2 separate regions of the Homo sapiens genome follow, and region 1 is linked to region 2. A link is a loop called in an ENCODE intact Hi-C map of the cell type or tissue named here. Cell type or tissue: endothelial cell of umbilical vein. All regions are shown on one strand.

Evidence for each region. A loop is a pair of places that touch in the nucleus more often than their neighbours do. Peaks named below come from ENCODE experiments on the same cell type or tissue, not always from the same donor. Only the 100,000 strongest peaks of a DNase experiment are listed, where the experiment ranks them.
Region 1: a loop joins it to region 2, with 6 times the contacts of the local background. A loop is called at or near these places in 23 of 110 quality-filtered maps.

What each region holds. Positions count from the first base shown.
Region 1 is chr3:161,314,925-161,317,424 of GRCh38, reverse strand. No RefSeq gene overlaps it. Among named protein-coding and RNA genes, the nearest start is that of SPTSSB, 55 kb to the left of the region's middle. In endothelial cell of umbilical vein, no CTCF peak of the experiment used is centred here; a DNase peak (open chromatin) is centred at 944; H3K27ac peaks cover 2,195 bases.
Region 2 is chr3:161,414,393-161,416,892 of GRCh38, reverse strand. It overlaps LOC107986150 (a long non-coding RNA gene), which reads right to left. Exons shown (of 3, transcript XR_007096152.1): 3 at 2,033-2,500. Among named protein-coding and RNA genes, the nearest start is that of LINC02067, 11 kb to the left of the region's middle. In endothelial cell of umbilical vein, no CTCF peak of the experiment used is centred here; DNase peaks (open chromatin) are centred at 912 and 1,222; H3K27ac peaks cover 1,905 bases.

The DNA of each region.
Region 1 (2,500 bases), 99 kb after region 2:
AAGATTACATAATTGTTTTGAAAAAAAATTATCCTTATCTACAAAGATCAATAACAAAAGATTAGTTGGGCTCAGTGGTGCGCACCTGTAGTCCCAGCTACTCTGGAGGCTGAGGCAGGAGACTAGCTTAAGCCCAGGATTTTGAGCCTGGGCAACACAGTGAGACCCTATCTCTAAAACATAAACAAACAAACAAAAAGGTGATACCAACCCAAGGTTAAACAGGCAGTTGCTGGGCAGATGTCCTTGCAAAAATATTTTTGTGTGTGTAAGGTTGCAATGACCTTTGTGCGAGGTTTTTGCAGTCTTTTATGATACTTTTGTTATCAGGCATACAAGATTGAATACCCTCTCCTCACAGCCTTCCCCACCTCTATTTGCCAGGGTTGTTATTGTTGCTATTGCTGTTTTAACATTAGTGACTCCATTTTGAGTCTGACAGCTTTCACAAGGGCATGTTTCTTCTCTGCCCCAGAACTTCAGAGCTCTCTGTTCTTCTGTGTTTCCTCCTTCCAACCCCAGGAAATCTTCCAGCCCTGGTCTCAGAGGAATCTTTTCCCTTGCGGGTTTCTGGCCAATATGTTGGCCTCACCTATTCTTCCAATGCCAGGAAAAACATGTAGACTATTTCACCTTTTTGCCCCAACTATATTCCTCCATGGAAGCAAAGAACAGGCTTAACTACCTATTTGAGTGGAAGGAAAGGAAAGGAGGAAATACAGAATAAAAGCATATGTTTAAAATTTTGAAATGTTATCCCGCCCCAAGAGTTTTCACTCATTGTTTTTTTTAACTTTCAGTTTTGCATGAATGAGTCCAAAGGTTGTGTAAAATTATAGAAATTTTTCTTTAATCATAATATGAAATGCAACTCACAGCTGTTCACATATCAGCTGAATCTAATCAGTGTCTGACTCATGGCCTCACCATTGTATTAGCTGTGCTAGTCAGACAGTTTCCTCCTGGCCTTCTTGGAAAAGATGGGCTTGGTGATTGGGTAGCCATGGCACTGCAGTAATAGTAGTAAGCAATTTGCCTTCTTTGAGAAAAGTTCTACTCTATTTTTTAGGTACACTCAGAACCCATACGCAAACGCACCACACACATTTTCTGAACAGAGGTGGGGCAAGCAGGTAGTAGACTTTCCTGCCACATCAGACCTCAAGGTAATGTTCTCCTTCCCCACCCTCCTTTCCACCCATCTCCTCCCACTCCCCCAACTAATTTCCAGCCTACTATTCATTTGCCAAGGCAGTCTGGGTTTCTTTGCCAAAAAACCACACCCAGGAAGGCTCCTTTGCCTGTATCCAGTTATACCAGCCCTGCTGCTTGTTGGAAGCCTCCCTATCCTTCACTTCCTTGAAGAGCCCTAAGTTAACCCACAGTTAACTGGGCTTCTTCTGAGACAGCAGTACCAGGGCTTACAATTTTGCACTAACATTTATAATGAAATTGTCAAACCCTCCATTTCAAAAATAGACCTGAAGTTGGTTTGGGGTTTTGTTTTAAGTAAGATGTATTTTCTTGTTCTTCGTTTACTCAGTCTTGGTTGAGATTGGATTTCAGTCTAACCTGTGCTACCTAGATGGGAAGATGGTGAACTATTTTACAGCAAAGACATCTCTCCCTCAGTCTAAATATTCTCTATGGTTGAATATTATACCCTACTTACATGGTGAATATTGGTAAGAATGAGAACTGATATAATTTGGAGATAAGTACCCCAGACTGAAGTTCCAATATCTGCATTCCAAATCATGACCTTGTCACTGTTTGTCCTTGGCAAGTCAGTGACTCTGTCTGGATCATTTCCCTATCTCTATGTTATGATATATTTTTGAAATACTTTCAAGTGTATTTTCACATCCTATAATTATCTTTGACTCTGCTAGCCCACTCATTTACATAGCATCTATTCCTTTAGGAGGGCAGATACCACTTAGAAAACAGGGTCAGCCTCTATGCCCAACACTACCTATTTTAAAAATTTATAGTGAAGTAATAATTCTGAAATCTCTAAATTCTTTCAGCTACCTTTTTATTTTAAAAAAAGCAAATCTTGGAGTTGGAGTGGCCACCTCATCTTGATTTGCCCAGGACTTTCTGTTTTATCAATGAAAGTCTCAAATTTTGAGAACTCCCTCAGTCCCATGCAAATCAGGTGACTGGTCACCCTACTTGGAGGTTTAATGATGAGTCATAGCATAGTGACAACTTAAGAAATGAAGCAGGATGGTAAGAATGTGAGCTGTAGGGAGTGTGGATGCTTCAGTCACCTATTAGCAAACTATTCCAAATGAATGACTTAAAACAAGGGCAAGCATTTATTTTGCTCGTGAATCTGGGCATTGAATGGCTTAGCCAGGTGGTTCTCACTCAGAGTATCTCTTGTGGTTGCCATCAGACAGTGGCTGAGCTGGCATCATCTTTAAGGATTCTTAGCTCACATCAGCTCCTGAGCTGGATGCAACTGAACAGCTGATAGCACACACTCCTCAGG
Region 2 (2,500 bases):
CTTTATTTCTCAAACCAGCTGACACTTAGGGAAAATAGAAAAGAACCTATGTGAAATCGGGGGCAGGTTCCCCCGATACCCCTTCCATTAAGTTCATCCACCAGTACCACCAGCTATCTAGATAGTTCTCTCTAGCATTATGGAAGCTTCCGGAAATGGAGTATTGTGGGGAATCAGGCCTGCCTGACCCTGCAGTTGCCCATGTGGTTATGAGAAGAATCTCTCTGTAAGATTCTCCTTTTTTCCAGAAGGAAATAGAGCAGAAAACACTCTTCTTTTCCCTCTGTCCTTATCCTACCTAAAATTGCTCTATATTCAGCACTGTGGCCCAGAGAGGGTCCCGCAGACAGGCTTTCTTACCATCTGCTCCTGCTGCCTCTGTTACCTCCTTCCTACCACAAGAACAGCTCTCCTCTTTATCTTCCTTCCTGTCCAGGACTTGCCTGGAGAAATACTGGTGATATCCTCAGTCAGGTAGGCTACAACTGACCTCTGTGCCCCGATGGGACTCATCTTCCCTTTCCCTGAAGATTTTGACTTCATGGTTTATGCTCGAAGGTGAAAGACTAGAGGAAAAAAATAAAAACTATTCTAGAGCAAAACAAAATGTGTCTGTTCAGTATTTTCTAAATTGTAATTCCCTTACATTTATTTTCTCAGAAGCAGAAGTTTTGAACTCCTTTCAAGAATTTCTTTACCAGCTTTTACTCCCTTAGTTGCCAGGACAACTTCAGCATTCCAACCAGGCCTTTTCATTACCTCATTTAAAAAGCAAACACACCAAGAAAAACCCATGTAAACTAGTTTCTCTAAGTGTTGATGTGGAGCCAAAACAAGCCAGCAGTAAGTGACCAGAGGCTGTAGAAAAGCCTCGGGGGAGGAAGTGAGCACAGGATTGAATCCAGAGTACATTACTCCTAGAACTTGGGGAAAATAAAAGTATGTTTAGAAAATTTGAGGTCAGAATTATTAGTGAAGTAGACTTGTTTTATACAGCAGTGAACACACATTCATAATTACCTTAATGATCTTCAATATCACATAGTGAAGACACCCTCCAATTTCAAAAGGTGAGCCCTGCCCTATAAAATTTATCACACAAAACCAGTTCTATCTAGCTTTTTTTAAAATGAATCTTTCAATGCTATTGCCTAATTGAATAAAGCTTTAGTATGACTCAATTTAATTTGAATTTATTTAGGAATTCATCCAAATACTGATGTAATTTTTGGCACAGTCATTTCTAAGGTCACAGGGTATGAGCAAAAGGACTAACTTTCCCATTACTTGTCATTTCCAGATAGCATATGTCCTTTTGCATACTGATTAGATCCTAGGGAAAAGTTGCAGTTCATTTTTACAGTGTTATTATTAAAGTCTCTAATAGATGCCAGGTGAATAAATTTGCATAATAACATTTTAGGCATTATATTTAAAAGTCATTTCTAAGCAAGATAAATTTTATTCAGTTATATTGATAACAATACCCATTACATATGGTTTTTAGCAAGTTCTTTTCAATACTTACGTAACAGTTTTGTTGTCTTACATGTATGACTTTAATCCACAATCAAAAAGAATAAATCTCCCTGCTTTGGTACCACCGTAGTTTTAAATGAGAAAAAAGAAAAAGTTATGAAGATGTGATAAGATGTGTTTTAAAATATAAGTATAAAGAAATTCTGGGGAAAATAGGCATAAATAGCAGTGGTAATTTACTGAGAATATCAGGCCTATCTATGCTCCTTACTTAAACTTCCCTGAAACTTAATGTAATTGTTAACCAGGTTGTAAAATGTCACTGAGAAAACCACAGCTTTTTAGGAACTGGAACCTCTTCAGTCATTTTCTTTTTACTTCAAAATCTATTTTTTTAATAACAAAGAAACACTAAGTATGAATATTCTTCTGTAAACTCCTATAGCTCTTTTTTGGTATGTGTGTTAATATACTTAACATGAATAGACCCTGCATATTATATCCATCCCACCATACACACACACACAAACACACACACACAGACACACACACACACACACACACACACACCCCAGATTATGAACCAGGGCAAAATTATATCTTAATCTTTTTTAATCTTCCACAATTTTTATTCCAGCATTTTGTAAACAATAGGTGCTAAGTAAATGTTTAGCAAGTTGAACTGAAGTTTGTTTTAATAATTTAAAATTTTAACTTATTTTTTTTAGAGAAACATGAAACTAAAATGCTACAGTACATTGCATGGCATACAGACTAAATTTTATTTTTAATCAGTTCTATTATTATACCTAGGTTCAGCAGAAATTTTGCTAATAAATCAATATGGTAGATTTCCAGGGTTTTAGATTGCCTATTCAAAATCTAAAGCTGTGTTGACAAAAGGTATATCAAAGAGACTGATTGCACAGGCTTCTGATCAAATTAGTATTGGATGAGCTTTATTGCCTTCCTTTTTAATATCTTACTACTGAAGGGAAGGTAGAATTTAATTGCGTTATTA